2 separate regions of the Homo sapiens genome follow, and region 2 is linked to region 1. A link is an interaction called in ENCODE POLR2A ChIA-PET data of the cell type or tissue named here. Cell type or tissue: PC-3. All regions are shown on one strand. Links, peaks and the distances in the headings refer to the core of each region. The heading gives the core; the rest is flanking DNA.

Region 1 (11,043 bases), core at 1,822-9,821:
TCATTAAATGGTTAAAAAGCCTTGATAATATCATTGTTTTTCTAATTTGGATTTAATTTCTTCACCTCTTAATCTAAAATTAGCAGTGCGAGGTTATACTAAATAGTATTTAAAATGCCTTCCTGTTCTCACAATCTGTGATTTTTTGATTTACTGAATGTGAAAAATTGCCTTTTAAAAAGTTTTAGATTCCAACTTATTAGCAGAATCTAATCAATACCTTATGCTTTCATGGTTTTTACCCTTTGAGGCAAATACTATTAACCCTTGCAGAGGGAACCTGACTTTTTACTGAATAAGTAAAAATTGATTTACGTATGAGCTTTGGTGTTAATTTGATATTAGTTGCTGAATCCAGATGTAATCCTTTTTTGTTGTTGTTGTTGAGACAGGATCTCACTCTGTTGCCCAGGCTGGAGTATAGTGCTGCGATCTTGGCTCACTGCAACCTCCACCTTCCAAGCTCAAGCAATCCTCCCACCCCAGCCTTCCGAGCAGCTGGTACTATGGGTGCATACCACCATGCTTGGCTACTTTTGTATTATTTGTAAAGGTGGGGTTTCACCATGTTGCTCAGGCTGGTCTCGAACTCCTGGGCTTAAGTAATCCCACCACCTCGGCCTCCCAAAGTGCTGGGGCTATAGGCGTGAGCCACCTCACCTGGCTAGGTGTAGTCCTTAAACTCTCTTCTTTGCCCATCCACTTGTGATGTATGCTGATGTAAGTATTCTTTTATTAAACATGTGTAAGAATATCTCTGGATAGAGAGTGTTTGTTGTAGTGGAAAGAAAATCAGCTTGTCAGGTTTAATTTACTAGTCCTAATTCTGCCATCAGTTAGCCCTTATTCCCCTGCACCTTGGACAAGTTGCTGGTTTTTTTTCTTTTCTTTTCTTTTCTTTTTTTTTTTTTTGAGGCAGTCTCGCTCAGTCGCTTGGGCTGGAGTGCAGTGGCGTGGTCTTGGCTTACTGCAACCTCTGACTCCCAGGTTCAAGCAATTTTCCTGTCTCAGCCTCCCAAGTAGCTGGGATTACAGGTGTGTGCCACCACACGCCTGGCTAATTTTTGTGTTTTTAGTAGAGACGGGGTTTCACCATGTTGGCCAGGCTTGTCTTCAACTCTTGACCTCAAGTGATCTGACCACCTTGGCTTCCCAAAGTGCTAGGATTATAGGTGTGAGCCACCATTCCTGGTCTGTGTTGCTGTTTTAACAAATCAGGCTCTCCTTTCTGTTTTAATTAAAAAAATTTTTTTCTTAATGGAAAAAAAATTCCATGGGACTCTGCTTGATATCTCTTTCCTGATCATCAGTTTCCTCATCATAAAATGGAATAATACCTATTTTACAGGGTTATTGTGAGAGTTTACTATTTCAGCTGTCTAGCACATAACAGAAGCTTGATAAATGGCAACTACTTTCATTATTTTATTTCATTATTTTATTCAGCACCTTCTGTGGTTGGTACTCTGCAAAGTGTTGAGGCAACAAAATTTGTGTACCTGGAGTTTCAATGATATATTGCCACTGTATTGGCTTTGGAATAAAGGCACACCTTGGAAGTGTGTCATTTTCATTGCTACCAGAAAGCTGCTCAATTTTTTTATTCCATTTGGTTCCTCTGATTTTGTATTCTTTAAATGCCTTTTCTAAGTAATCTCAATATTCCGTGTATCATAGGTGAACTGTAACTAGTAAGTGACAGATACTAGATAGGAACCCAGGTCTCTCTGATTTCAAGCAAAGCTATCTTTGTTTGTATTGCAGTTGGGTGATAATAGAATTTATCCACTAAACCAGAACACTTTTGAGAGTGAAAGTTATGAGGGGACAATAAGTGTCATCCAGGACTATCTCAGGCAAATGAGGGTGTTTGGCTATTCTAATTATAGCTAGAACAAACAAGTTTATGAGCTTGGGTCCAAGACTTCTGGGATGTTTTGGTTGAACCCAAACACTCACCTTTAATTTTTGTTACATGAGTATTGATTTTGCCATAGTAAATTAATTGACTTTATATCTGAATGATTGAACAGTATGGTCTAATGGTTATTAACTTTACAGTATGGTCTAATGGTTATTAAGTAGTAGCCGTAGTACATATGTTCATTTTATATTTTACTTTTTTTCTTAATTCCTTTAAAATCAGCAAGCTTTTAAAAGAGGATCGAAGAGGTAAATTAAATAAGCTTTTTAATTCTTAGTCATGTCAGACGGACTTTGTAAACAAAGTCTAAAATGAAAATCATGACGTTCCAATGTTTTTCCTTTGGGAAGGTGGAGATGTGATGACACTGAAAATCATGCATTTTAAATCACCTCTTTTATTGCCTTTATCTATCAGTCTGTCACCCATCTTTCTTGTTCTTTTTGCCTTATTCTTTAGGTCTCCTGTGATTTTACCTTAGGGAGGTGCAAAACTTTACTCACATGATAAAAGTTGGGGTGATATAAGTTTTCACAATAGCAGCATCATAGTCTTGTGGAAAGAATGTGGGTTTTGGTAGCAGACAAACCAAAGTTTGAAATTCTGGCTCTCCCCTCCTTTGTTGTGTGTCCTTGCGCGAATCACTTAACCTTTGAGCCTCGGTTTCCTTACAATGATATGAGGATTAGAGAACAAATGTAAAGTGCTGGGCAAATAGCACTTTTTGTGGTTTTGTAGGTTCTTAAACAACGATGACAATTATGGTTATGTGACATAGACGAGAAACTGTGGCACTGATGAAATTGTAGTCGACAATCTCACCACTAATCTTGTTTTGCACTCAAACTTTCACAGTTCCCTTTGGTGGGTTTTTGTTTAAACATTCTCTCTGTCCCTCTTGATTCTATTCACTGTACCCTGAGAAATTAGTGGTTGGCAGCAGAAACCTCCTTTCCATAGAACATCAAGTGGGCCCTCCCCCAAGGTTTCAGTGAGCTGTCTGGGACCATCCCTAACCTCCAAACTGCCAAGGGTGCACCCCCTGCCCCAACTAACATTCAAGTTGCCTGTGTGAAGGAGTGATTTGTTGCGGCCTCTAACTGCTTCTTCTCTTCCTTCCTTTTTGTCATCCTGCAGTGTTCTGTGCCAAGGTCTTTGTGGCTAGGCTGCGCCAACCTGGTAGAGAGCATGTGCGCACTGAGTTGCCTGCAGAGCATGCCCAGTGTCAGATGTCTCCAGGTGCCTCTCTTCTTTCTTGTTGTAAATGTGTTTTTACGTATGCCATGAACATTTGTTGAAACTTGCAGTAGTGTGTTTAATCCAATGTTAAGTCTGCTAAATGTTCTGTGTAACCCTCTGCTTTCCTCCAGCCTGGGTGCCCCACATGGAGGAGTTAGTACCAAGAGGGGCCCTTTTGAGCAAACGGGTCTTTGGCTGGGCCCTGTCCTCCCCTTTTCTGCTCCTGCTTTTTACTCTTTTCCCCTCACCTTGAGGTTGTAATTCTCATGTTTAATAGTTGCGCATGTGCCAAAAAAAACTCCTGACATTTTCCATTTGGCTACCTTTAACAGTTCTTTGTTGAGTTGGGAGGGTTTCATAATTAAAGTGGTGATTTTTTTCTATTTTGAAACTCATCCTTTTGGCTTGCTTTCTCTCCCCTCTTCAAAAAAGGAGCGGGGAGGGAATCACTACTGGCATAAAGCCTCAAACTGAAGTTTATAAAGATCATAGCTTTATGCTGCCAATAATTTGTCAGTTTGGGCCACCTCCCAAAGGCCAGATCTGACACCTGTCCTCAGGGTCCACCCAGTTTTCCAGGCCGAGGCCGGCAGAGAATTCCACAGATAAAAGTAAAACTTTTTGGGGGTGGATGGGAAAGGGTTGCTCAGGATAGAACTGTTAGCAGGAGTGCAGCTGGTGACCCTCTCTTGTTGGGGTGGCTTCTAAGAGAGCCAAGGAAGAAAACATTGTAGCTTTATTTCTGAAGCTCTGAGCAAGCATGTGTTTAATTAAATATGGTTTCAGTAGCAATATTCAGTTTTCATCACTGCATATTCCAGACAGTTTGATATATCTTTGAAAAGCCATATTAAATTCCTGGCATCTGGTTGAGACTGTCCTGTTTGAGGAAAACTGCAAAATTAGGCACTGAGTTAGAGGGATATTATTGATGGCATGGGTGACTTTGCTGTTCTCAAGTTTATCTTTCTATTCATGTTTACAATTTTTAAATGGAGCTGGGGAGCCAGGAAGGAGGAAAATGTTCTTCATATTGGAGTCAGGCATTTTATTTACTTATTGGCAAACATTCAGAGTAGCACTGGTGTGGTTATTGATTCAAATTGCTTTCTTTGGGGAACTGTACTGGAACCTCACTAACACAGTTAACTGGAGAGCGAGTTCAATATAAGGCCCAGTTGTCTTTAGATTCTGTATATAAAGGTGGGTTACAAGTCTCACCTTACAAGAACAGGATGCTTCAGTGAGGCTCAGTGTAATGAATATATGTTTACTTTTGGAAAAGCAGCTTCTGTGCATGCGATGTAACTTTTAACAAAAATGTTCTTGGAATGGCAGCCATTATTGCATGTGCTCTCCTTGATGCTGTATAATGGATATTTGCGTTATTATAATAGGTGTATAATAGGTGTATTATAATAGGTGTATTTTTGTCTCTATTTTTCTGGATTAAAAGGAATGTTACAGTTGCTTTTTAGTGGGCTGACCGAGTTTTTTCCAGAACTGGAAATTTAAGAGGGGGAAAAATTGTAGTTGTTAGTGAGGTCTTGAAGTGCGGATTCTTTTTATTGCATTCAGTTAAAAGTAATTGGCCAATGGAAGGCATCATTCAATATATTTTAGTAACAGTATTGTGAGTTCTCTGGAGGTGGGGTGAGTGGGAGGAGGTACACGGGTTCCTACCTTGTTGAAAATGGAAATCCAAATTTGTTAAAAGTTCCTTGACTCATCTTTCTTAGTGAAATTCACTTAAGAAGGAAAAAAAGATTTTTTTTTTTTTGCCTTGATTGGGTCTTATTTCAGTGAGTGGAGCAATATTGTCTTTAGAGACGTGTAGAGTATTCTGTTTACTTAGGTTTAATTTTTGCTAGTATATAATTGAGGGTATGCAGCATAGTAAAATGAACTAAGTACTCAGCTCATTGGCATTAGCAAATCATTACTCTGTTTTGTCCCACATGTGAATGGAAAGTAAACATGTATTAATATTAATGAGCCTGGAAGACTTCCTTCCTCTGTACTCATTTAAGTATTATTTTAATGCCAACATTTCTCCCCTTTACCTCCAGTCTCCAAACAGTGCTAAAATTTCGTGCCTTAATTTGGGTTTGGGCTCTCAAAGAAGGCCTGTTGCTTATATGCTGCATCTTTGGTTTATTGCAAAGATGACTCTTCCTTTGCACACCTTTTAGCAACCTCATATTAGAGCAGGCCTGAGAAGGGAAGGAATAGTTAGGCTACCTGGAGAGAACAGAGCCTGGTTCTTTCCTGGTCTCTGAAGTTCCATGAAAGAGTCCCCCTTAAAATTGTCAGAGTGGACCCACTGATAATTGCAACTTGAGCCCATTGACCTGTCTATATGGCTGAATTTTAGTTTACCTTTCGAAAAAGCCGGAGGGAAGATAGTAGTTGCCCTTAGGCATAATTTACCCATTCCGGAAGTTTCTACCATCGTCTAGAAGGGAAAACAGGTATCAGAGACTTAAAAATCACTCATTACCAACTGTTACATGGTGCTTCACATATATTAGCTTTATGACAACCCTGTGAAGTAGGTGTTCTTATCTCCAATTTTCTGATATGGAAACTGAGTCTGACGTGACTATTTGGCCCAAGATAATGTTTACATAACTGTAAAGTTACTGGCATATGAATCACACACTTGCCTGATTCCCAAACTGGTTTTCTTTCCTCTACTCTGGAATGCTGCTTTTGTAGTTTTCCATGTTGGTTTTATTTGTAGAAACCTCACTATTGACACCTGGTATATGGTTTGTTTAGTTATTAATATTATTTGAAAATAAGAAAAGAAAAACCTGCCAAATTCTGTAGAAAAAAAAAGTTGCCATTCTTTTTGCCAAAATGAGCCCTCCTGAATCTTACAGCTAGTGAGGTTCCTGAGTGGACTTTCTGCAAACTTAATTCCATAAATATTTACTGAGCAATTGGTATGTGCCAGGGCCTCTATTGGTTATCTCTCAACCAAGCTGAACTGAGTCAGTGTTTCATTTGCCTCAGATGTCCTGATTCAACCAGTTGATTGTTATAGCAAATAATCAGGAATTCAGACCATGTGGATTATTGATTTGCCCAGATTCCTGTGGCATGAGAATCATACCAATGTTAATAATAGTATGTATCATTTATTTTCCACGTTCTTTCTATGTGTTGGACTCTAGGAATTGGATTATCTCATTTGATCTTTTATGGAAAAGTTATCTACCTTGCCATTTTTGTATATGAAATTATAGAGGTGAATTGACCTGCCTAAGGTTACACATTTATTTAAGTGGCAGAACTGGGTTAGGAACATAATCTGGATGACTGCAAAGCCAGTGCTCTAGTCACCAGTCTGTAGTGACAACTGCCATTTTAACTTGCAACTGCCATTTTTAGGTTGAAACAAATTCCCCTTAATTTTTGGAGTTAAAAATTTAAAGCCAACACAGCAGCATGATGTAATAGACTGGCAAGTTGTCTTGGGAATGTCATTTGCAGCCTCAGCTGGGGGAGAGTGTTAGTGATAAGCCTTTTGCTGGGGTAGGACTGATTGCTTGGAATGACAGTGAGGATCACGTGAATTGAGTTTGAGTGCCTCCTTCCAAGCTCTAGTGCATATAGTGCTGGGCAGTAAGTAGCACAACTTCTTGACAGCTGCCTTTCTTGTTTCTTTTTTTACTTTTAATAGGTGTAGTGAGCCACAGTGGTCTGAGAATGCCACAGAACTTATCATAGCTTTTGATATAAGAGAATATTTTTTAGAGGAGGGAGATAGCTTGGTAGAAAGAACCCTGGCTTTGGTGCAGACAAACCTCTATTCTAGTCCTGTTCCTACTACTTAATGACTTTGTGATACTGGGCAAGTTACTTTATTTTCCCGAACCCCTGTTTCCTCATCTTTAAAAATCATAAAGGGTTTTTATGAGGTAGAGAAAGATAATTGCCACCTCTTACTGATTCTTACTCTTGGGGGGTATGAAATCCATTTTTTAAATTTACTTGCTCCTGGTTCTCCATGTAAGAAGGAATTTCAGTCTTAGATTCCAGGGCTAGGTAAGGATTAGCTAAAAGACCATGCATATGATAAGGCTGTTTTTGTTCAGGGTCGGTCTGTCTAAGGTCAGACATGGCTGTTTGAATTCATTGCCTCTTGTCTGTTTTCTAATAAGCATTAGGGATTTGTCATTTCTTGTTGATTATCTTAATTATCCTATAGCACTCTGGGTCTGATAATGTGAACGTTTTGGGTTGCTCAGTGGTAGAATCTGTAGTATTTTATAGACACTAAAACCTACATTTTTGGCTGAGCATGGTCGCTTACCCCTATAATTCCAGTGCTTTGTGAGGCCCAGGTGGGAGGATTGCTTGAGGGCAGGAGTTTGAGACCAGCCTTCGCAACATAGCAAGGCCCTACAAACATTTTATTTTTGTATTTTGTCTCTACAAAACAAAATAAAAAATTAGGTGGACATGGTGGCATGTGCCTGTAGTCCTAGCTACTCTGGGAGCTGAGGTTGGGGAATCCCTTGAGCCCAGGAGTTGGAGGTTACAGTGAGCTATGATCACACCACTGCACTCCAGCCTGGGTGACAGAGCAAGAACCTTGTCTCTAAAACAGGGGTGTCCAATCTTTTGTCTTCCCTGGACCACATTGGAAGAAGAATTGTCTTGGACTACACATAAAATTACACTAACACTAACGATAGCTGATGAGCTAAAAAAAAAAATTGCGAAAGAAAAAAAATCTCATAATATTTTAAGAAAGTTTACGAATTTGTGTTGGGCCTCATTCAAAGCCGTCCTGGGGGCCTGCAGGCCACGGGTTTGCTCTAAAAAATATATAAATAGGCTGGGCGCGGTGGCTCACGCCAGTAATCCCAGCAATTTGGGAGGCCGAGGTGGGCGGATCACTTGAGGTCAGGTCAAGACCAGCCTGGCCAACATGGTGAAACCCTGTCTCTACTAAAAATACAAAAAGTAGCTGGGCATGATGATGGGCGCCTGTAATCCTAGCTACTTGGGAGGCTGAGGCAGGAGAATTGCTTGAACCCAGGAGGTGGCGGCTGCAGTGAGCCGAGATTGTACCACTGCACTCCAGCCTGGGTGACAGAGGGAGACTCCGTCTCAAAAAAAAAAAAAAAAAAAAAAATATATATATATATATATATATATATGTATGTACACACAACACACACACACATATACACACACATATATGTGTATGTATATATGGTTAAAAAAAACCACATCTTTCCTCTTTATAAGAAAATTTACGAAATAGACTTTGAAAAAGAAGAAAACGTCCATTGGTAGCGTGAGCATCTACCACCCAGAGAGAACATTTGTTGCTATTTTAGGGCCTTACTTCCTCCTGTCTGTTCGGTAGGGAGGAATCCATCAAATTGTGCAGTGTTATTCTGCTGCTGCTGATTTTAACAGTGGTATTTTTAATGCCCTGTGGAACCCCAGCTTGACTTTGGAGTCACTAGAGGGATAAAGGAGGGGCTAGCACAGTGTGCCTCCTACTTCGATCTCACTTAGAATGGCTCTGGATTTATCTATTCTACTTAATGGGGCTCTTAGGAAGATTTCATTTTAAAAACTTTCTCCTTATAGAAATAGCTAAACACACAAAAATAAGAGAATTATTCAACTTAATCTTGAACAGTTTTCAAAATTATGCTAATCTTAGTTCAACTTTTCTTCAATTTTGTTTTTCTTGGGGCATTTTAAAAGCAAACCTAAAATGCCTCAAAGTTTTACAAACCACTGTTTCATGCTAGCATTAAAAAATTTTTAAACAAGCTTCAAGAAATTAAAAATAAAGGCCAGGCATGATGGTTCACACCTGTAATCCCAGCACTTTGGGAGGCCCAGGCAAATGGATCACCTGAGGTCACCAACATGGTGAAACCCCGTCTCTACTAAAAATACAAAAATTAGCCAGGTATGGTGGCATGCACCTGTAATCTCAGCTACTCGGGAGGCTACATCACAGGGCTTTAGCATTTTTTTATTTTCAAAAAAAAATAGCCACTTTTTTTCTCTCTCTCTTTTTTTGAGATTGGGTCTTGCTCTGTTGCCCAGGCTGGAGTGCAGTGGTAGGATCATGGCTCACTGCAACCTTGACCTCCCAAGCTCAAGTGATCCCTCGCACTTCAGCCTCCTGAGTAGCTGGGACCACAGGCATGTGCCACCACGCCCAGATAATTTTTCAGTTTTTTGTACAGACAGGGTCTTGATATATTGCCCAGGCTGGTCTCAAACTTCTGGTCTCAAGTGATCCTCCCAATTCAGCCTCCCAAAAGTGTTGGGATTACAGGTGTGAGCCACTGATCCCGGTGGCTAGTTTTCCTTTTGAGGGGCCTTTAGACTACAATTTTTTTTTTGTCTTTTGTGGCGGGGGTTGTATTATAGGAACTTCAGTGATTTCATTGCATATGTATCTTTAGGCTTGTACGATTTTGTATGTGTAATTGCTTGGTCAAGGAATATCAGTATTTTATTATGACTTAATTAAATTATATACAGAAAAGTTTAGTAATCTCTCCCTTCTAATCCCTTCCTTCCCCCTAAGAAACGAATGTTAACATTTTGTTCTTTATCATTGTATATTTGTTTTCTTTGTTCATAGGAGGGTATGCAATCTGACAACTATCAGAATTCCCTCATTTAAATTAAAAAAAAATTATTTATTTATGTATTTTTTTGAGACCGAGTCTAACTCTGTTACCCAGGCTAGAGTGTAGTGGCATGATCTGGGCTCATTGCAGCCTCTGCCTCCCAGGTTCAAGTGATCCTCCTGCCTCAGCCTCCTGAATAGGTGGGACGACAGGTGTGCGCCACCACGCCTGGCTAATTTTTTGTATTTTAAGTGGAGACGAGATTTTGCCACGTTGGCCAGGCTGTTCTCGAACTCCTGACCTCAGGTGGTCTGCCCGCCTCAGCCTCCCAAAGTGCTGGGATTACAGGCATGAGCCACCGCACCCAGCCATTTTTTTTTGAATAGAGGAAATGGGCTCACCCTAGAAAAATCACAATACGGGGTCACTTATTTGCTTTATTTATTTAACATTATGTTATAGACATGTCCCCAGATTAGTAAAGTCTAACTCTTTCATGAATGGTACTTTTATCATCCCTAGATTTTAGGGGTGGAGGCGAGAGTACAGGTGTTTTTTTTTTTCTTTCCATTTTTGAAGTATAAAGTGTATATAGAAAAGTTCAAAAATCTTAAGTGTGTACAGCTCAGTGATTTATCTTAAAGTGAACAGTGCTTTATTTTGATAGGTATGGCTAAATTGCTTTCATGGAAGATAGACCCATTTATATTCCAAGCATTGCCATAACCCCTGAATATCATTTAAAAATGTTTAAGGTGTACTTTAAAAGTATTACTAAAAATAACATACTTGTTCAAAGTTAAACCAATAAATAAAAACTGGCAAATAGTAACATGATGAATTAAGATTTTCTATCATCATTTAAAATCATTGTATAATATTCCATTTAATAAATATATTAATGATTTTAAGAAAACTTCCCTTCCATATTAAGACTGCTACCAGTTTTGAGACATTTTAAGCCATGTGGAGTTAAGCATCATTGTAATTAAGTCTTTGTATACTTCTGTGATTATTTTCTTAGGTAAGACAGTGTGCACATTTAGGTTGCTAACTTGTACTTTTGAGAAGCTGGGTAAAATTATACTCTTAAAAGCAGCCCATCAGAGATCCCTTTTCATACTCTAGATGACATTGAATATTTTAATTTTGTACTTTGTTGAGATTTTGATGGATGAAAATGCAGAAATGGTATCTTGTTATAATGTACATTTAATTGCTAATGGGTTGGAATATATGTATACATAAAAATATTCA
Region 2 (11,043 bases), core at 1,146-9,145, 61 kb after region 1:
TTTATCTGTTTTATGGGCTCTTTGTTTCTTGTTCTCAACTTTTTATGTTGCCTTAGAGTGTTCTTTTGGTCTAAAATCGTAGAACTAATAATTTTTTTTAAAAAGTTGAGCTTTTGGAGTAAATGTGTCATGTTGTATATAATCTGCAGCTATTCTGCAGAGAAAATAATGTCTTTTGCAAAGAATATCTAACTTTTCTAAAACATGAAATGCTTCTGCAAGGCTGCCGGTTAATTCAAACCTTAATCTAAAATCATCTTTTTATTCTAAGCTGATAAATTTTCCAAAATCCAAGGCCCCGTTTTTTTAAGTAAGCATTGTTTTACATTTTTGAGCCATCTCTAGAGAACTAGAGAAGGCACATTTCAAGTTTTCTCTGTACATTACTCATAGTTTTTCATAAACATGACTCAGATATCATTCTAAGCAATAGTTAAGTGGATTTTATAGGGCAAATTATGCTCCTGGACCATTTTGGATTTGAGCGTAACTTCACCAGACCAGTAAAACTCTGTAAACTTGATGAGAAACATTGGAGATGTTTGATATCGTTCATGTGTTCTAATTAGTTCAGTTTTACTATTTTAGCCTTTTTCCTTGAACCAGGAAAGACATGCACAGGCATTTCTCATTAACTCTTTCACATGTGTTCTTGGCAGGTCTTGGTTACTTCACTGTTTCCTCCTTGGCAGAAAACTTTAGCCTTTGCTAGGCAATGCAATATCACCCATAAAGTTATACTCAGTTTCCCAAATGTGAAGTAATCCTCTCCCCCAGGTGATAGACATAAAAGTTATTGTGCCAAAATTCATTAACGGAGAAACATGTGCTTTTTCAGACCCCACCACCCTTCCAGGCAGATGTGAATAATGGAATCATTCCATTAATGGTAAATCTGAATGTGACTGGAATATCATTATTTAAAGCCCAAACTGTCTTGAATATTCTGCTCTCTGAAATGATCTATAAAGTAACCCTTTAAGGAGGTTAAATAAAAACTTTCACTAGATAAATCATAAAGTTTAAGAATTAATTGACCATTGGCAGTTCCAAACTTAGAATAAGTTGCCCCTACAGTGCTAGTGGCTGAGACATGGTGTTAACTTTAATCTTAGGTTGATGTGTGTGTATTGTAGGGGAGATGGGGCTGTCTCTTACCCCAGGTAGTTGTACTAAGGCATTTCTTATGTACACATCTTATAAACTACATTACCCTCTGTTTTTTTTTTTCACTTGATGAGGGGCAACTATTTACAAAGTTATTTCCAGACTTCTTTGAATAATTTTATCAAAAAAATTCTTTGAAAAGAATGATGTTTAAAGTTAATTATGAACAAACAGGAACCTTGAAGAACTCTGATCAGGTTGAAGATGTGGCAACATAGATAGTTTGATTGAATCCTCATGACTGCTGTTAGAATTGACAATGTGAATTCAGTATTCTGTGGCATGACAGTATCTGACACCACCTGCCATCATCACTTCTTCAGGCTGAAATGATAGTTTAAAGTAGGAGAGGAGGCAGGTGTGAGGGGAAACAGCTCTGTGGGAAAACCCTGTGCGACACAGCCTCTACATCATGGTGGTCTACCCAGTGGTTCTTAAAGTGTGGTTTGGAAAAACCCACTGGTTGGCCACAAAAGTCTTCTCCAGATTTTTGTGGGCTAGACCTCTTGATATAAGGGATGATGTTTATACTTTGATATATGTGCTACTAGTAATAATCATAAAAGTAATGTACCACTAATAGCATTTACTTATGCCAGATACTTTGTTAACTACTTTATAATGCATTTTCTCTTTTAACATTTTGGACAAAACCTGAAAGGTAGGCCAAGTACTTATTTAAATTTGAGGAAACCTTAGAAGGTTAAAAAGGTTAAACAGTTTAGTCAGGATCACACAGCTAGTGGGTAATTGAGAGTCTGTGATCAACCATGTACCCTTCTACCCTTAATACGAGTTTTTAACAATAGACCACTGCTACCACCTCAAAATAGATTTTTTTTTACTCCCATTTTGAGAGTGTGTTTTATTCTGTCTGGAATAAAACAGAATATATAGAGTTTTATGTAGAGAGTTCTTCCAGTGATCCATGGATCAAATGAGAGCCTCTCACGGGCTTGGCTCTGTCCGTATGACTGGTATGAAATCCTCACAAGCAGACTATAATAATTACAAATACCCACTTCGAGTTTTTGCATATATCAAACCACGTTGGGTGATTTACATAGATGATTGTTTTTTATTCTTACAACAAGGTGCATGTTATTATCTTTATAATAAGGGGAAACTGAGACTAAAAGAAGTTTTAGGACTTGCTACATAGTTAAGTAGAAGAGATGGGATGGGCTTTTAACTGAGGTCTGTCTAGCTCTATCCAGGCTGAGAGTTGTTGTTTGTCATTTTCAGAGTGGAAAATTCAGGAAGTGAGGGAGAAAGAGGCATGTTTTATGCCTGCTGAATTTCAAGGTGGCCTTTGCCTCTTTCTCTAATTGTGTGAATACGCAGTGTCCTTGACTGTTCGTTGAAAAAAGGGTATGAGTTAAGATCTGATTAGTGGGCCCTGTTTTAGTCCAGTTATGGGAAAGTAGTAGGGTTTTAAGCACATTGCAGAAAGATAAATGACACTTGGAATGTCAAGTGGCTGTTTATGTCCCCCCTCCCTCCCCAGTTGCCTGTACATAGCTTCAGAGTCTCTTGTGTTGTTTCCCTTAGACTTTGCAAGGTTGCCAGTTCACAACACCTTTTTCTTTTTTTCCTTCTTCCTCCACCTCGACAGCTTGGCTTATGTGCCAGCTCCTGTAATCTGTACGTTCCCAGATTTGGCTCTGATGAGGAGAAAGGAAATGTTCATCTCTGAATCTGCGCTTCTACATTGACCCACCGAAAATTGGCTTAATTTTAAGGGAAAATAGAGAACCTGGCTTAGTGCAGCCAACTCCTGTTATTCAGGAAATGAGGATGTGAGAAATGGAGTCTGGGGAGAATAAATAAGTATTGTAAGCTTTCTGCAAAGGCTCATCTCGCCTGGGTGTTCTTGCCACACATAGAGAGGGTTTAGAGGGCCTCTGAATTGAGAAGGAATTCCTAGAAAACCTGAGGCTCGCTCCTAAAAGAAGCAGCCATATTCTCCTTTGCTGTCTAGAGTCTTAGTTGTTGCTGTTATTATTGTTGTTGTTACCATTAATGGTGGGCTGACTGCTGGATACTTTGCTACAAGTGATTTAATTTAATCCTCGAATTGTCAAAGCTGAGATTCTTACTTCAAAGCCCATGCTGCTTTCACTCTAGCGTGCCCCCAATTGTCTATTAACAGAGAGATAGGAGTTGTTATAACAGCCCTAGAGTTCTGGTATTCTGAACTTGGATTTTTCTCTTTTGCCATTTGAGTAGTGACAAACTCCTTCAAGTAATCTACCTTCTTCCTCTCTTCATTCATTGCATTAACGCCTCCGAAGTGCTCTTCTTGGACAGACACTGGGAAGATGATGGTGTGTTGTATCACACCTTTTAATAAGCCACATTTTATTCAGGGAAAGTGGGGAGCTTTTTTGTGGTTTGCAAACCTGATATTAACATTGTCCTGACCAGAAAATGTCAAAACTTGCCCACCCACCCAGTTGTGTTTAGGCTTCTAAAAATAATGTTATTCCTCCATACTCAGACATCTGTTTTCACTCTATTGCCAATTTAAATGCCGCTGTATACTCTGTGTATCATGGCTACTTTCCCAGTATTTTGAAAATTTGCGCAGGGTAAGGGGATTTTACAAGTTCTCAAAAACATGAAATATTCCTCTACAGTAGCCATACCACATGATGGCTAAGTGAAATGATAGGTATCCATATAAAGAGGTGCACCTGTGTATGACCTCTGTTCCTGCTGCTGGCATTAAGGTAATAGTTGGATTCCATTTGAAGGCTGAGCCTCTTCCTGGGAATGGTTAGGGAAGGCTCAGGCTTATTAGCATTAAATATCAGCCTAGACTGAGACAACAATTTCTGGCAACTTTGTGAGAATATATGTATTTGTTGTTGCAGCCCACTTTTTTTTGGTTAACGTTTTCAACAACTGAAGAAGAACATAACTGCTACCATTTGCTGGCACCATAATGAGAACTTATATACATAATCTCATTTGAACCTTACAGTGGTTTTGAGGGAGTAGATATTACTCTTCCCATCTTTACAGCAGCGAGTCCTTTGCCAAAGTTACTACTTGACCTAGGTATTTTCTACCACAGTGGGCTACCTGCCAGTTTTAAAGGTCTGGTTTTTCTAGAAAAAAAAAAAAAAAAAAAGACCTGGGTTATAAGCATTCAAGTAAGAGTCAAGGTTGTCAGACATCATGGGGGCAGTTTTTTAGGCCGGCGTAGTTGACAGGAAGTGCTGCTTTCTTGTGCCGGTGGCCTTGGGAATTGAGAAGAGGAGTTACCCAGGATTGGTGCGCAGCAAAGCAGTCAACTCCCTCATCTGGCTCCGTGTCTCTTTCGTGGCTTTTCAAAGCAAGCTGCACTTTGGGATTCAAGAAACTAATGATTCTAAAACAGGCCTAGGCGAGGACTTTGTAAAATGACACATCAAGAATTGGTTGACAAACTATTTCTTTTAAAATGCAGAAACTTATTTGAGAAAAGTAGGCTTTTTATAAGTGTTGAGAAGCTAAGCCATTTGCTAACTTCTGTTCAACTTAGAATGAAAGTCTGGTATCTAGCAGAGCTTTTGAGAGGTCCTGTTCCCTAGCTCTTACTTGAGGGTTGGGGATAGAGGGTATAGCCCAGCCTTTAATGTTGTTGTCGTCCTCTGTCCAGACATCTCAGGGGACTGATGTATCACAGGCTGAGTATGTACCTGACCCTGGCTCCTCTGTGTAGTCTTCTCTGCTGCGTCTTCAGGGTTTTGGGTACAGTTAAAGATTGTAACCACATCACCCACTTCTAGGAAACATTTTAGAGCAGCGGAGAGCATGGAGAAAATTCTTTTTGGTATAGAGATTCCCCCCCATCCCCTCTTTTAAATTAAAATAATTGTTTCCCCCTCAGACTCTCATGCGGTAGTAAATGTGCTTTTTCTAGTCATTGAAATATAGAGCATAACAAAGCTACTTACTGCTTCAGTGTCATTTTAAAGCAATTGTATACCTCTTAAACCTAAGAACAGCTTGATAACACTTGACATATATGTAAAGACATATTATGTATTCATCTCTGTCATACTTGTAATATGACATCATACATTCTGTAGCAACTCTGTGGGCCCCCAGAGGGTATAACGTGAACATTGGTAACTACTGCCAAGAGTCACTGGCCACAAATTAGACTTGTTACCAGTACATCTGCCTACTAAATCAGCATTTTCCTGGAGTGCTTAGCATGCTGAGATGGCACAGTCACTATCTAAAAATACATTGTTTCTCTAAATGATTCCATGCGTTGAGTTCTGCTTAAGAAATGCCTGTATTCTGGACCTCTTTTTAAAAAGTCGCTTATCCGGACAGATCTGTTGTCTACTTTGATAGAGGTAGCAGAGATGGTTGGGTTAGTTTTTTTTTTTTTTTTTTTTTTTTTTGGTTTTGAAGTGTGCTTTTGTATGTCTAATATTTTACCAAGTCACTAGAGATGATGACCCAGGCTAGGAAGTTCTGATTTGGTGGCAGATGGACAAATGAGTATTTCCCCTCTCCTGGCATCTCCATGGCACCTCCTTGTATCTCCTGAGCATTGGAAATATACCATCCTGCCCTCAGGATGTGTATGGGAGCTCCTTGAGGGAAGATACCGTATTTCCAGGACTCTTGCTGAGCACTGGGGCCACAAATGATGGAAATAATCGCTTTTTAAGTATACGTGTATCGATATCTCCAACCCTCCATTTCCTTTTCTATAAAATGCGAACAATGATTCCTGCTTCAGAGTCACGATTAAATTAGCTACAAAACATATAAAGTGAGTGGTATAGTGTTAGAAAAGCATAGTGCCTGGCATGTAGCTTTCAGTAAATTGTAACATTTTAGAGTGCACAGAAGGATACTATCTTCAAAATAAGAAGAAATACAGTTTGTTAGATGTCAGCAGAGCCAGTAATTAAGTACTCCTTCAACAAAGCAAATAATTAGACTTTTAGCTGTACAGAAATAATTAGCTACTCAGAGAGAAACTATATCCTGAACTGAAGTGTAACAGGTTATAGAAATCCCTGTTGTCCCCTAATTTCAAGGATCAAGAATTCAGACTTTAGTTACTCTTAGTAGAGACATTGTATCTTTTGAGCCTTAAAAAATCACTTATGTCTACTACCAGAGGTTAGGTCTTCTGGTGCTCTGGGTATGACCTACTTCTTCACTAAACTTGTCCCAGTGTCTCAGGCTATAGAGCTCATTATCTCCCTTAAGTCCTGCAGCACTTAGAATTTTTATCACTCATTTGGCACTTTTGGAATTGTTACTGATCTTCTTACGTTCTGTGTGCACTGCCGCAAGAGGCAGGCCCATCCTGCTTTGTGGGCATTGAATATGTTAGTAGCAAAAGCATGGGTTTGGAGTCGGAAAGAACTGAGTGTGATTTCCAGCTAGTCCGATTACTGATTTTGTGGCTGCAGGCAAATTAAACTCTGTTTTCTTGTTTGTAAAAAGGAAATAATAAGTACTTCCTTCCTTCCAAGGTTATTGTATGGATCATTTAACCAAATACACTTAGTTTAGTGTCTCTCTAGATCCAGACACCATGGGCCTAGATATTGGAGTGGTGCCTCCCTGAATGCAGTATGTCTCCTGTTGATCTTTTTATCCTCAGTGCCTAGCACACTATGTGGAATATATTAACATCTCAGCAAATGTTGCATGAATGATAAGAGGAATAAGAATCTAGGGCTAAAATGTACCATTTTTACTCTACAGAAACATTAGGAAGGTTAAAAATGATAAAATTCTTCCTATGTAGTTGGCTTATAGTAGTTGCTCACTATCTTTCCTCAGTGATCAAGACAATTCTTTGTTTGGATATGTAGATTGTCAATATATGCTTAATGATGGTTTTTTAATTGGCATTAGGGAGCGACCCAATGAGTTACTATTTATTTGCATGTTTTGGGTGCAAACGGCGTTCTTTAAACATACTGAATTCTGTCTAGGCCAGTTTTTTCAAGCCCAGTCCAAAACTCATTGGAAATCCTATGACGGTTGCCAAATGGGCAGGGAAAGTTTAAGAAAAAACATTGTTGGGTTAATGTCTTACTTGGAAAAGAGCATGATCCTATCCACAGACAGTTATGCAAACCAAGATTGGGGTATCGGTGGTATGCTGTTTCTGGAAGCAACGCCAAAGTCTGAAACCTAATAGAGTAAGTTGATTCATAAAAACTCATCTCTTGCCTCCTTTTTTCCCTAGACTATAGAATCTAACTGGCGGTGTGGACGACACAACTTGCAGAGGATTCAGTGCCGCTCTGAAAATAGTAAAGGTGTCTACTGTTTACAGTACGATGATGAAAAAATTATCAGTGGCCTACGAGATAATTCTATTAAGGTGAATGACTGAATTTTTTATGTATTATTTTTAGAATCGTGGCTATGTGTTAGACACTAGATGTGACAATCTTTCCATTTACTCTAGATTGGTTTTTATCTCTTCCACTCAATCTTGGCAGCTCTCAGTGTAGTTCTAAAGAACTAGAGCCAGAGCATTTCCCCGAAACTAATACAAGACCCTGGATTGTCTCACTTCTTATCCTTCTCTAAGCACATTCACATTCTATATTCTGTATTAGGTGTAAATAGAAAATATCCCAGTATCACAGGGCTCTTGATTACTTTGCCAGCTGGTATTGGTAGTTTATAAACCAAAGGTGTTACCTTTTATGGTTCCTGAGAAGGACTCAAATAATAATACCACAGAATGATAGAGCAACTTATATTGTTTTCATTAACTTTTCAGTAGTAGATAAACTGGATTATTTTTCCATGTTTAATCTGTTTGATGGCTGATCTGATCTGATTTTATTTTACATTGTTTGTATCTTATGTCCTCATATTTAAGAAAACATGTTTTTTAAACTTTGTAAAAAAACATTATAACTTACAAACAGGGAAGTTTGCTCTTTTGTTGTATAATTCTGTGAATTTTGATAAACACACAGACATGTATAACTGTTACAAAAATCACGATATGGAGCAGCTCTCTCATTCCCCCAATTCCCTTGTCCTGCCCGTTTCTTATCCTGGGCTTTTCTGCCTCTTTCCTGTGCTTACCCATTCACCTGTTGAAGGATGTTTGTGTTGTTTCCAGTTTCTGACAATTATGAATAAAGCTACCATAATTATATACCTGTAGGTTTTTTGGGGAACATAAATTTTTAGTTCATTGCGTGAAAACTGAGGAGTGGGGTTACTGGCTCATATGGTAAGTGTATGTTTCACCTGCTAAGAAACTGCCCAGCTGTTCTCCAAAGTGCCTGTACCATTTCACATTCCCATCTACAGTGATGAGAGTTTTTTTTTTTTTTTTTGAGACGGAGTCTCTCTCTGTCACCTGCCTCCTGGGTTCAAGCAATTCTCCTGCCGTCCTACCTCAGCCTCCTGAGTAGCTGGGACTACAGGCATGTGGCACCACGCCCAGCTAATTTTTTTGTTTTTAGTAGAGATGGTGTTTTGCCGTGTTGCCCAGGCTGGTCTTGAGCTCCTGACCTCAAGTAATGCGCCTGCCCCAAAGTGCGGGGATTACGGGCGTGAGCAGCCACCACACCTGGCCTGAGAGTTGCTTTTGTTCTGTATCCTTGTCAGCCCTTGATCATCTCAGTTTTTTTTGATACTAGCCATTCTAATAGGTATGTGAACATACCTCATTTTGCTTTAAATTCACATTTCCCCAGTGATGATAGTGAGCATCTTTTTATGTGCTTACCTGCCATCTCTATATTCTGTGGTGAAGTTTCTTTTCAGATCTTTTACCCATTTTAAAATGGGTTCTTTGTTTTTTTATTACTGAGTTTTTAGAGTTCTTTATGTAGTCTAGATACGTCCTTTGCTAGATATGTTTTGCATATATTTTTCCCAATTAGTGAGTTGTCTTTTCATTTTCTTTTTATTTAAAAAAAATTTTTTTTGAGACGGAGTTTTACCCTTGCCTGGGCTAGATTAGAGTGCAATGGCACGATCTCAGCTCACTGCAACCTCCGCCTCCCGGGTTTGAGCGATTATCCTGCCTCAGCCTCCCGAGTAGCTGGGATTATAGGCATGAGCCACCATGCCCAGCTACTTTTTTGTATTTTTATTAGAGACAGGGTTTCTCCATGTTGGTCAGGCTGGTCTCAAACTCCCGACTTTAGGTGATCCACCTGCCCCGGCCTCCCAAAGTGCCCCGATTACAGGCGTAAACCACCATGCCTGGCCGTCTTTTCATTTTCTCATTTTCTTAATGATCTCTTTAATGGAGCAAAAGATTTTAATTTTTTTTTTTTTTTTTTTTTGAGATGGAGTCTCACTCTGTCACCCAGGCTGGAGTGCAGTGGCATGATCTCGGCTCACTGCAACCTCCACCTCCTGGGTTCAAGCAATACTTGTGCCTTAGCCTCCCAAATAGCTGGGACTACAGGCATGAGCCACCATGCCCAGCTAATTTTTGTATTTTTAGTGGAGACGGGGTTTCACCATGTTGACCCGGCTGGTCTTGAACTCCTGGCCTCAGGTGATCTGCCTACCTTGGCCTCCCAAAGTGCTGAGATTACAGGCGTGAGCCACTGTACTTGACAGAAGATTTTAATTTTGATGAAGTCCAACTTACCAGTTTTTTCTTTTATGGATCATGCTTTCGATATTATATCCAAGAAGCCTTTCTCTGAGCTTCATGAATGTGTAAATTTACGTCTTTCATTCATTACATTTCAGAAGTCTTCAGCCATTATTTTTTCAAATATTTTTTTCTGTACCAATTTCTCCTTTCCTTCTGAGACTCTAATCACATAAATACTATATCTTTTGATATTGTTCCACATTGTTTTCAATCTTTGTTCCTCCCTTTTCTGGATAATTTCTATTGGCCTATCTTCAAGTTGACTGAATTTTTCATCTCTTCATCTCTATTCTCCTGTTACCCTCCGCCCCATCAAGTGAGTTTTTAATTTCAGGTATGATATTTTACAGTTTCTATTTCTCTGCTGAGAATTCTCTCTTTTTTATTTACCTCAAGCACGTTTATCTTTATCCTGTGGAGTATAGAGTAGGTGCTTAACATCTTTAACCATGTCAGCATCTGGGTAACCTCCAGCTTGACATCTGTTGATTGTCCAGTCCCCTGAGATTGTTCATCTTTCTTGATTTTTGTATGCCAGGTAATTTAAACTAGTATTTTGGGCATTGTGGATATTATGTTGTAAAGACTGTGGGTCCTGTTATAATCCTCTGGACAATGTTTTTGGGTAAGTGTGTTTTTAAGCAGTTAGTCAACTTAGTTGGGTTCAGAACACAAGTTCTGTCTTGACATCATCAGAGGGGTTGCGGGGATGGCTCTAATCTCTTTTCCACTGTTCAAAGCCTTTGCAATATGCCACTTTGCGTCTGTCATGGGCTTTCACTACTTAGAGGTTAATCTGAGGCTTCAGCAGTGCTTTAAATATCAGCTCATTGAGACAGCCTTTGCTGTGCTGGTTCAGTCTGTTCTGCGCATATACAGCTCAAGGGTAAGCCCAAGTCATGTGTTGTTTGGGTTCTTTTATTTCCAGTTCTTTCCTCTTGGATTTCCCTAAGTCTCTTCAGCCCATAAGGACACTTTTTTCCTTTTCCTCTGGCCAGAAAAATTGGGTCACTCTTGGAATTTTTTTATCTTTTCCATTGTTCTGCAGTGTGTCGTCATGACTGGAGCCATGAGCCCTGTGAGAGAAGAGAGAAAAGAAACCCCCAGGGATCTCTTTTTTTCCAGCCCCTCTGCCTAGAGGGATTTCTTTCAGAATTTTAGCTGCATGTTTTGCTATTTCACTGTATAGCTTCCTGGTCAAGGGCCTGCCTTTGAGCAAAAGCCACAGAAGGAAGAAAAGAGAAAAAGCCGGGTGT

Evidence for each region. Peaks named below come from ENCODE experiments on the same cell type or tissue, not always from the same donor. Only the 100,000 strongest peaks of a DNase experiment are listed, where the experiment ranks them.
Region 2: POLR2A ChIA-PET joins it to region 1 with 15 read pairs; 3 of 35 experiments call an interaction of 5 or more read pairs at or near these places.

What each region holds. Positions count from the first base shown.
Region 1 is chr5:171,949,717-171,960,759 of GRCh38, reverse strand. FBXW11 (F-box and WD repeat domain containing 11) reads left to right here. Exons shown (of 14, transcript NM_001378974.1): 2 at 3,062-3,163. Among named protein-coding and RNA genes, the nearest start is that of FBXW11, 51 kb to the left of the region's middle. In PC-3, for the core only: no CTCF peak of the experiment used is centred there; DNase peaks (open chromatin) are centred at 5,839 and 6,239; H3K4me3 peaks cover 1,049 bases; H3K27ac peaks cover 2,060 bases.
Region 2 is chr5:171,887,949-171,898,991 of GRCh38, reverse strand. It overlaps FBXW11 (F-box and WD repeat domain containing 11), which reads left to right. Exons shown (of 14, transcript NM_001378974.1): 7 at 7,388-7,525. Among named protein-coding and RNA genes, the nearest start is that of SMIM23, 110 kb to the right of the region's middle. In PC-3, for the core only: no CTCF peak of the experiment used is centred there; no DNase peak of the experiment used is centred there.